Linked DNA regions of Homo sapiens: region 2 is linked to region 1. Evidence: read pairs that join two places in POLR2A ChIA-PET (ENCODE). Cell type or tissue: PC-9. All regions are shown on one strand. Links, peaks and the distances in the headings refer to the core of each region. The heading gives the core; the rest is flanking DNA. Region 1 overlaps ABCA4 (ATP binding cassette subfamily A member 4). Region 2 overlaps SLC44A3-AS1 (SLC44A3 antisense RNA 1).

Evidence for each region. ChIA-PET counts read pairs that join two places held together with the same protein. Peaks named below come from ENCODE experiments on the same cell type or tissue, not always from the same donor. Only the 100,000 strongest peaks of a DNase experiment are listed, where the experiment ranks them.
Region 2: POLR2A ChIA-PET joins it to region 1 with 12 read pairs; 1 of 35 experiments calls an interaction of 5 or more read pairs at or near these places.

The regions. Positions count from the first base shown.
Region 1 is chr1:94,099,590-94,104,963 of GRCh38, reverse strand. ABCA4 (ATP binding cassette subfamily A member 4) reads left to right here. Exons shown (of 50, transcript NM_000350.3): 5 at 1,822-1,949. Among named protein-coding and RNA genes, the nearest start is that of ABCA4, 19 kb to the left of the region's middle. RefSeq lists an enhancer at 3,073-3,573. In PC-9, for the core only: no CTCF peak of the experiment used is centred there; DNase peaks (open chromatin) are centred at 3,213 and 3,703; H3K27ac peaks cover 3,662 bases.
Region 2 is chr1:94,808,034-94,813,407 of GRCh38, reverse strand. The region is part of intron 1 of SLC44A3-AS1 (SLC44A3 antisense RNA 1); the gene reads left to right. Among named protein-coding and RNA genes, the nearest start is that of SLC44A3-AS1, 9.5 kb to the left of the region's middle. In PC-9, for the core only: no CTCF peak of the experiment used is centred there; a DNase peak (open chromatin) is centred at 5,107; H3K27ac peaks cover 412 bases.

The sequences.
Region 1 (5,374 bases), core at 120-5,119:
TGTGTGTGTGCGTGTGTTGGGGATGGTGTTGGTGGAGTGAGAGTGTACAAGGCTGTGTATGAAGGGGTAATTGGGAAAAGAACAATGGAGCTGGCACCCAGGGACAGGAGGAAAAGCAGGAGGGCTGGGTTTGGAAGACAGCCGGATTTATGTTTTTGAAGAGGGAAGACTAGAATATAAGGGAGCAGCCCTTCTCAGAGCCCTCCTCCTCCCTTCGGGCCCTGTGTCCAGCTTTCCCCAAAGTCCTTGGATCTTTCCTATGCAAAGGGGAGTGACAGTGGGCACCACTCTCAGGGAACCCATTACTGTGAGAGAAGCCACTGTGCCACTGTGTGGTCGAACTTCAAGACCGGCTTCCCCTGCCCCAGCTGCATGGACAGGCCTGTGGGGTTGGCGCAAGACCCTTCCAGAGGAAACTAGCTGCAACATAAATCCGGATATGGTGCTGTTCAGGGAAAGGCACAACCTGGGGATGAGAAGGGTGGCTGTCCAGCACACAGGGGCAGGCCTCTTGGCCACTGGGGGAGGGGAGAATTTGGAGAGGAAGAGGATGGGATGCCGTGGAATTGGGACCAGGAAAGAATGGGGACATGTGATGGTTAAAGCTAGTTAGAGAAGAACTGGGAGATAAACAGTCACCCATGCCCCTGAAGCACTCGGGGTGAAGAGATTGGCATTTTCACGCACCCCAGTGCTTTCCCTTTGTGTTGAAGTCCCTTCGTAGACATCCAGGCCCATAAGGCTCTTCTCTGGCCAGAGCCTCATGAACTATAGCACTAGCAGGGTTGAGGCCAAGCATTGGCCCTGGAAGCCAGCCGAGGAGGAGGGTGCTTGTGTGAATCTCCCAGGAGGGGTAAGAATTATATTAATTCGATCATAATAAGCATTTATTGAGTGCTGTTTTGAGGCCTGGGAGCTAAGCACTTCACATTCCTTACCCCGCATCAACAATCCTATGAGGTAGATGTGGAAAATGCAGACACGGGGACAGGCTCAATCACTTGCCCCAAGGTCACCTTAACTGTTAGGTGTTCTTTATGCCTCCTTATAAAGAAACCCTGCTTCCCACAGGTGTTGAGAGGAGCTGGAGGGAGCTTGACTAGGGCTCATCAGGCAAGCCCCGGCATGTGCCTGGCTCTCCTCTTTCTACCTGGAGCTTTTCCTGCCCTTAATGGCCCCAACTCATTTCTCTTAGTCCATGTCAGTGCCCTGAGCATCTCAGCCCAAGCTGAGATGATAGAAACACCCAGAGGGGTCCTCTACCCTGTGACAGCTGCGGTGTGGGAAGAGCACGTGTCTCCTCCAATCCTAGACCAGAGTTTCTCAGCCTCAGCATCACTGACACTTGGGGCTAGATAATCCTTTGTGTGGGGGAGGGAGGAGTGTCTTGGGCCTTGCAGGATGTTTAGCAGCATCTCTGGCCTCTACCCACCAGCACCTCCCCAGTTGTGACACCCAGAAATGTCTTTAGATCTTGCCAAATATTTCCAGGAGGATGAAATTCCCCTGTTTCAGTTCCCCAGCCCCACCTCAATGAGAAGCACTGTCCTAGACCAACCCCACAAAGCATCTGACACCCCCATCCAGCCCTGGCTAACTTTTTCCACCTTCTTACTAAATTGGGCCCAGCTGCTTCAGCAGTCAATGTGTTGGGGGCAGCCCACTGGCAAGAGCCTCACCTCTAGGGGCTCCCAGAGACCCCAAGAACAGAACCTTCCTCTGAGAGTTGAGTTACAAGTGTTTCCAATCGACTCTGGCTGTTTTCCTTTTTTTGACCCATTTCCCCTTCAACACCCTGTTCTTTCTCTTATTCATATGTAGGAAGAGGAATACGAATAAGGGATATCTTGAAAGATGAAGAAACACTGACACTATTTCTCATTAAAAACATCGGCCTGTCTGACTCAGTGGTCTACCTTCTGATCAACTCTCAAGTCCGTCCAGAGCAGGTAGGGGGATGTCACTGGCCAGTGGTCCCTGGAGGGGAGGGAAGCACCCAGCCTGAGAAAGGCAAGAAATATATTGGCTTTTTTCTTCTTTCTTCCTTGTGTTCACATTCAGAATCCATCACTTAATGCCTTGTATTTAGAAAAAAACCGGGGGATCACTTGAGATCGTGATCATTTTCAACATAGGATTCGAAGCTGTACACATCCTGGTGACCTTAAAACATCTCAGGTTTTTATAACTGGAAGGAACCTTAGAGATCATGGGGCACAACCTTCTCTTTATAGATGAGGAAACAGAAATCTATTCATTTATTACTCAAATATTTAGGGACAGTTGTAGGTACTAGAACACAGTGTGAACCAGACAGGCAAAACCCCAGGCCAGGGAGCTTCCATTCCAGTGGGGCCACAGGCGATGCTCAGGTAAGCAGAGACTCCGCTGTGTGACTTCTGGCTGTGATGGGTGCTGCAAGGAAAATCCGGTAGAGTCGAGGGTTAGAGAGGGACGGAGGGGCAGGTTTAAGGGGGATGCTCAGGAAGGCCTTCCTGAGGAGGTGGTATTTGAGCAGAGTTGTCTGTCAGCCACACAGTAAGTGAGAGGGGAGTTCCGGGCTTGGAAGCTGCCAGCACAGTGCTGGCAAGTGCTGGGGTGGCGTCCCGAGGCTACAGAACCTGAGATGCTGCAGAAGAGCCCACTTCTGCTTTCCTGGACCACTTCCTTCTCAGCACCAGGCAAACTCCTTCTTCTATCCCCTGGCACATTTCTGACCTGTGTATACGCCCCCAATTTATCTAACCCCTTTAAATAATCTCCTCTATTTATGCAGAGCATTCTTACCACTAACTCACGACTTGCACATCCCTTAGCTCCCTTACTCCTCACAACAATCCTGAGATGGGTCAGAGAAGGAGGCTTGCGCGTCTGGTGATGGGGTGATTTGTGCACAGTTACAGGGCTAGAAATTGTCAGAGCCAGATGGAATCCAGGTCCTCTCAATCCTAATCCAGTGTTTCTTACTTCAGTCCTGTGGCTCTCAAAGCCCAGAGACCAGCAGCATCAGCGATGCCTGGGAGCTTGTTAGGAATGCAAATTATCAGGGCCCACTCCAGGTGAACTGGGTCCAAAGCCCTGGGATAAGGCCTAGCAATCTGTGCTTCACAAGCCCTCCAGGTGATTCCGCAGGCTCAGGTGTGAGAGCTGCAGCTGTCCTCTGGGCCTTCTGGGCTCCCCGCCCAGCTTCTTCAGTGTGATGAACACAGCGAGAATGCTAGATCTGCAGCAGCTGATATCCCAGACACCCTCCCGACTCCCTCCTGGCTGGGTCTGATCCTCCTCCAGACTCCAGGAGAGAACGAGACATAAACAGAACTTCAGAGCCTGTGTTAACCCTGAGATCAAGGTCTGCACAGGGTGCTGTCTGAGTCCAGAGGAGTGAGGGACCCCACCCCACCTGGTCAGCACCAGCTCCTGGAAGCAGGTTCTCACACTGGTTCCCTGCACAATGAAGGAGCTCATACCTGCTTTTCTGGCTTCTCAGACCCTGAGGTTTTCACCGAAACTAGACAAGGGGAACCTAGGGTCAGCCTGGAGGCAGGGTGAGCTTGGCGCCTGCAGTGCCCAGGCCCTGGGTGGTGCGGCTCCGGCCAGGCCCTGTTTAGCTTCCTCTCCCACCCCCACAGAGGGGGTGCTGTCGGCACCGATTGCTCATTTTCCCCTTTGCTTTCTCTTCAGCTCGTAAAACTCAAGTCCTGACAATGCCTTGATGACTTCCAGTTGGTAATAAAAGGGAGATGAAGATAAGGACAGGAATTTCGGGGAAATTTCTTTCCAGTTCCTTACTAATGTGACATTTAGATCTCTAGTACTGTGCTTCTGGCATCAGTGCCAAGGCCTTTCATGTTGGAGAATGGAGGCCGGGGTCACCAGGTTGTGCCTTTATTTCATGTTGCTGGCTCTGATGAGCTGATGCTCTGCTGATTAGCAAACGCTGAGCCATCTGCGCTTCGCAGAGGCACGTTCCAGCCAACCCGGCCCTCCCTGCCCACTTCCCAGGATGCTTTGCCTTGTGGGCTCACCTGTCTTCTAGCTCCTGATCTGTATCTCCACCTCCATCCAGTTCCGGGGCTCCTTATCAGCACTGTTCCCAGAACTGTCCATCACGATGGCAACGTTCTCTCTGGGCGCTGTCCAACATGGGAGCTCGCCTCTGTGTTGTCACTCATGCTCATTGAACATGGATTTGTGTCCTTTACCATCAGGACTGGATACCCCTCCTGGTCCTTTCTGCCTGGGGTCTTAGCACAGCTCAGAAGGAACCTCACCATTCCCTCTCTCCATCTAGGGAATTAGAAGATGACAGGGGCACAGTTCTCTGGCTCACCCCCAGCCCAGTAAACTCCTGGACATGCTTCAAGGCCCAGCTCAGATGTTGCCTCCTCAGTGAAATAATTTATAAACCCACCCTTCTTTGTCCTGCCTTCTCCCTCTTCCCTACTCACTGGAGAGTTAACAGGTGATGGTTAAGCTCTGGGTTCAAATCTCACAAGGCCACACACTTAGCTATGTGACTTCAGGCAAGTTAATTAACCACTCTGTGCCTCTCGTTTCCTCATTTGTAAAATGGAAATAGTAAAAGTGCCTACCAGCATGGCAGTTGAAGTTAAAAGAAATAATATATGTGAACACTTGGAAGGGCGCCTGACACATAGTAAACTCTCAGTAAATACTAGCTGCTTTTAGTGGCTATTCTTAACACACCCTCTTCAGTGCTCTGGTTTCACTATGTTTTATGGGTCCCTGAGATCGAAAGTGTCCACACCGACTCATGGTCAGCTGTAACCTGTGCCTCGTGTGGGGACCAGGCTGCCATGTGTAGTCTGGACAGTGTAGGAGGTGGCAGAGCTCAGGCCTGTTCTGCCCTCCAGCCCAGAGAGCCACGTCGTTAGATGTCATGGGAGACTGTGGTGCCCCGGGAATCTCACGAATTTGCCCACGGTACTCAGTGTCTGTCCAATGCTATGGGAGTCCAGGACTCTAGGAGCCAGTTAAGGTGCTGGGTGGCCACAGGTCCCTGGCCAAGGTCCAGGCCTCTCCCCTGCCACCTGATCCTCGAGAGGCCATCACGAGGGTTGTACTTCAAGAACCACTATCCTTGAGCTACCTAGGAGCTGCAGAATGTGCACTCTGCAGGGCTTAGGGCCTGCAGACAAGATAGATGCAGGGTGTCTAGTTAAATTCGAACTTCAGATAAACAACAAATAATTTTTTCAAATAATTGTGTTCTATTCGGTCCCTATTTGGGACATATTTGTACTAAAAAGTATTCATTTATCTGAAATTCAGATTCGACTGGGCATCTGGTGCTTTTGTTTGCTAAATCCAAGAGCAAATTTGTTCTAGCTACTTCTCAACCCCACCTTCAGAG
Region 2 (5,374 bases), core at 264-5,263, 710 kb before region 1:
TGCTGAAGTTCATTAAACTTCGTTAAATTGCTGGGGGTTCATTAAACTATTTTCTCTACTTTTGTTATTTTTCTAACTTTACACACAGACACACACGATGACTGTAGGGTCCGACCTGCAGACCCTGACCCAGCAACGAATGAGAGACATACACTAACACAGCTGTCAGTCCAGCTAAGGGGCTCTGTTCTGAGTCTGGAGCATTGCCCCATAAGCTGGCAAAGTTTGCATTTATTTAGTACAGATTAAATGACAAAGGTCTTGAGTAAACACCACTAGAGGGTAATTAACATTGCCGACCCCCCCACCCCCCAGCAGAGAGCAATTATGCACCTGAGGTTGATCAGTTTGGTCTTAGGACCACAAGAGTAAACAAGCTATTTCAACTCCACACATTCCCTTGTTGTTTGCTTTTTTGCTATCAACTAAAGGTAAAGAGGATTAGGCTGCCTTCAGCCAAATCTGGTACTGAAGCCATGCAAACCCCCCAGCCTTCCAGGAGGGTTTGTGTTTATTTTCTATAACTATCTTTATAATTTTTCCTCTACAATTTTTCCCACCACCCTGACTGTACTCCCACAGATGATGACAATGCATGCCACCTCCTGAGCTTCCACTTGGGAAGTAGACATGCTTAACACTTCTGTATGGATGCACCTGCTCTTGAACATACCTACCTTGTTTCTTTTGTTTCTGCCTTTTTTTTTTTTACTCCCCTCTACCCCCCACAGCTTGGGCACTCATGCCTGACCCTCTCTATTCCTCACTGAGGCAACATCATTACTTAGCCTTAGGATCATTGTATCTCCAGATCTATTGGCTCAGCTAAGGTGCCAAGCTCTCACAGTTTCCCACCCTCAATCTCTTCACTCCAACCCCATGCAGGCCCCTGGAGCTTCTGTAGCACTTTGGCCTTAACAGTTTTTCCTCTTCTCTGTGTGTTTCTTCATCCTATACCTCACATTCCCCTCCTGCCCATCTGTTCCTAACTTTCTCATGATTTTCATGTTTGTCTTATATTCTAATCTGCATCTCTTCCAAAGGCCTTTGGCACCTTTTTCTAAAACTTCTAGGTGCTCTCTGAAGATGTTGAGATCTTGCTTCTGTCCCAATCTGGTCACACAAAGATGCAGTTAGGGCCACTCAGGTTGCCTGCTTTGCTTTCAAGTGTCTGACTATTACCTCTTTGGGGCAGGTCTCCCAGATGCAGACTGAAGCTTGACCTAAGCTTCAGCCTGTGAATCTTATTGACACTGTACTTTGGGGCCAGCACTAAGAAAGGCCAGAACTTCCCACCCTTCATCCCACTTTTCCCAGGCTTCCTTACCCTCCTCATCAGCTCCTGTGGCTGAGTTCCCACCATGCTTTGGGCCTGATGCCCTCTGGATAAAATACCATGATGTTAGACTCTGATGGAGCAATTTCTCGTCCCAGACTAAGAAGGGGCTCACCTTACAAGAGTCAGTTATCAGAGGCTCCAGTGCGGGCAGGATCACTGACTCAGAAGGACCAGATCCTTCCCCATCTTGCCTTTCCTGTCAGCCATGGGGGCTTGTACCTCAGACTGGAAGCCAGAGATGAGATGAAGGATGCAAGAGGTCTTGGGTCTTTGTACTTGGTCCAGAAATGGCCCAAGATATACTGGATAGATAAGGAGGCACTGGGGAGCACTTGGCTGAGACAGGGAGGGAGGTGGGGGGAAGGAAACCAAGCAAGGTGTGTGTGCAAAGGACTCCCAGCTCTTTAAATCTGGATCCTGGTCATTTCAGGATGAGGAAGTTTCAGCCTCAGAAGACCTTCTTTTCTCCTTGAAATCTTTGGATTAGAAATCTGGTCTCTGGGGGAACCTTGATTAATTTTAGCCTATCTTTATTCAACAGGGATTGACTCAGCACTTGCTTTGTGCCAGGACTTGGGCCAACTCAAGGGGCACGAACACCAAGAAGGAATATTTGCCCACTCCAGCGAGGTCAAGCTCAGTTGAGGGTTAATGATGAGGCAGGCTGATGCGGGTTCTTTGCCCAGTCCCAGGGTTCCAAGAAGCCTTCCTGGGAGAGGGGGCCTGAGTTGAATGGTGCAAGATGAACAAGAAATGGCAAGATAGAGAAAGGTGGGGAGGGCTTCCCAGGCAGAAGAGAGAGCATGGCTAAAGGGCTAGGGGCATGGAGCAGCAGGGGACCCCCAGCCATGTAGTATCACTGGAGGATGAAAATAAGGGGGAGAAGGAGGGAGGGAGAGAAGGTATACTTCTGAGGGCAGAACTAACTCAGCCGTTAGGGCCCAGCATGCCACACCAAGAAGCCGTTTGCCTTTCTGTGATTGTATCTTTCTCATTTGCTCCCACTTTGTAGAACAGCTTTTAGAAAATGCTACCCTGTCTTGGTTGTGCTCAAAGGACTGGAAGGAGAGGGGCTTGTGTTCCCCTTGTACCTCTGAAGAGCAGGGAGCAAGGGTAGGCTTGGTGGGGGCAGCAAGATTCCAGCAGGAAAATACTTTTTTTTTTTTTTTTTGAGATGAAGTTTCGTTCCGTTGCCCAGGCTGGAGTGCAATGGCACGATCTCAGCTTACTGCAACTTCCGCCTCCCAGGTTCAACTATTTCTCCTGCCTCAGCCTCCCAAGTAGCTGGGATTACAGGCATGCTCCACCACATCTGGCTAATTTTTGTATTTTTAGTAGAGATGGGGTTTTGTCATGTTGGCCAGGCTGGTCTCGAACTCCTGACCTCAGATAATCCACCTGCCTTGGCCTCCCAAAGTGCTGGGATTACAGGTGTGAGCCACCATGCCCAGCCCCAGCAGGAAAATTCTTATGGGGAGGTGAGGCAAGGGAACAGTATAGCCACCAGGCTCCCTTCTTAAATGTGTTCCTTGGAACACAGTCTCTCCTTTAGCCCTGAGGGACTTTCAGTTTGGTTAAAAAATATTTTTTAGTTACAAAAGATTATATATGTCACATTACATTATTTATGTTAATATATTCTTTTGCATATATCAAACATTGCATAATAAAAACTGTAGTACACATGGGGTATATACTAAGTTATAAGGCATAATGACATGAACACACCTAAACTCACTACCCAATTAAATAACTAGAATATTCCCATAATGCTTCTCCTTGGACACAACTCCTGCTAAGCTTTCAATCTCAGAGGTAACCACTGTTCTCAGTTTTGTTTACCCCCTTACTTAAACATACCTTTTTTTTTTTTTTTTTGAGACGGAGTCTCACTCTGTCACTCAGGCTGGAATGCAGTGGTGTGATCTTGGCTCACTGCAACCTCTGCCTCCTGGGTTCAAGTGATTCTTGTGCTTCAGCCTCCTGAGTAGCTGGGATTACAGGCACGCACCACCACGCCCGGCTAATTTTTGTATTCTTAGTAGAGACGGGGTTTTGCTGTGTAGGCTAGACTGGTTTCAAACTCCTGACCTCAGGTGATCTGCCCGCCTCGGCCTCCCAAAGTGCTGGGATTACAGGCATGAGCCACCGCGCCCAGCCTACTTAAACATACTTATTATTTTAGATTATTTCACTCCTTAAATAACATAATTTAGTTTGCTTTTTAGGGGATATTACAAAAAATGATGGTGTATGGTAGGGAGTCATCTGGAACTTTTTAACTCTACACTTTTTTTTAATGTGTGATTTTAAAGTTGAGGTTGGCTAAACATTTGGAATTTATGGACATAAAGATGGCAACAATAGAAACTAGGGACTATTGGGGGAGTGAACGAGGAGAGCAAGGATTAGAAAACTAACTACTGGTTATTATGCTTATTACCTGAGTAATGGGATCATTTGTACCTCAAACCTCAGCATCATGCAATATGCCCAGGTGACAAACCTGCACATGTACCCTCTAAATCTAAAATAAAAGTTAAAAAAGGCCAGGTGCAGTGGCTAATGCCTGTAATACCAGCCTTGTGGGAGGCTGAGAGGGAGGATTGCTTGAGGCCAGGAATGCAAGACCAGCCTGGGGAGCATAGCAAGACCCTGTCTCTTGCTCTCTCTTTTTTTAAGTTTAAAAAAATAAAAATAAAATAAAATTGAGGTTGGTTCTTTATAGACTAAACCAAACAATCTAACCATAGACTCTCTGACCATAGTATAGAAGGATAGAACAGTCAGACTGCTAAGTCCTTGAATTCTACTGAAGATAAGATGTATGAACTGCTGGGGACTGGTTGGTCTAATTTGTTGGCTTTCTTTTGTCTCACCATTTCCATTTAGTTGGATATTAGTGGTGTTTTTATGTTAATCACATCTATTGTCTCCTACATTTCTGCATTTGTGCAGGGCAGAGCCTTCCTATGAACAACCTCAAGAAATTTCCTACTTACCTTCACCAAGCATTTCTACCTGTGTCTGGGATGCCTCTTGCTGAAGCACTTGCTGGCACTCTGAGACACTCTGAGTACCAGTCTTGAGAGACCATTTTCTTCTTTCTGTGTCTTTTAATGAGTAATGAGAGTTCTAGCAGGAAGGCATTTCAAATTATTCTTTTATGGTGCTGGAGACTGAACAGAAGGGAGATTATGACCTGGTCTCTCTTGCATGTTCTGAGGAACGGTAGACCTGGAGGCGCTATTGAAAAAAATATCCTGTGGTTAGATATGGTTTAGAAATATTGTTCTGTATCCCATTTATTGCAGTGTTCATCAGTATACTAGAGATTTGACCAAAGTACCCGTGTGTGTGTGTGTGTGGTGTGTGTAACAAGTATTAACACTGGCCAAAAAAAAAAAAAAACGCAGCAGTTCTGGGTAGTGCTGTTAAAGACTACATTTTTTGACGACATGGACAACTTAATTTGTTTTGAAATATGCAGGGTCTTAGGTAAGTGGGTGGAATGATTGTCAAGGCACTTGAAAAGCCCTCCTCTCTCGTGCCTACCCTACCTGATTAATGTACCTAAAATGCTGTCTTAGAGAGGACAACTTTTTAACACACATTGGAGAAAAAATTAAAATACAAATGGCCCTGGGAGAGGGCATTTGAGTAATAAATCCATAATAAGATGTAAATGACTAATGCCAGATACGTTTCTTATCTCAGGTTTTTAGAGGAAGAGAGCTACACCACAAGGCCACCAGGGCTTCTGAAGGCTGAGAGCAGTGTCATGAAAGGCAGGGCAGGGGCCCACAGGTCAAACCGCAGCCTCTGTTTATCTTTCCCAGAGCCAGCTTACTGCAACATTCAGTGAATTTTATGACCTGCAATGTTCATTTGTTTAACTGGAAATGTAAAACTACATTTTCATTTTTTTTCTTTTTTTGAGATGGAGTCTCACTCTGTCGCCCAGGCTGTAGTGCAGTGGCAACCTCCACCGCCCAGGTTCAAGTGATTCTCCTGCCTCAGCCTCCTGAGTAGCCG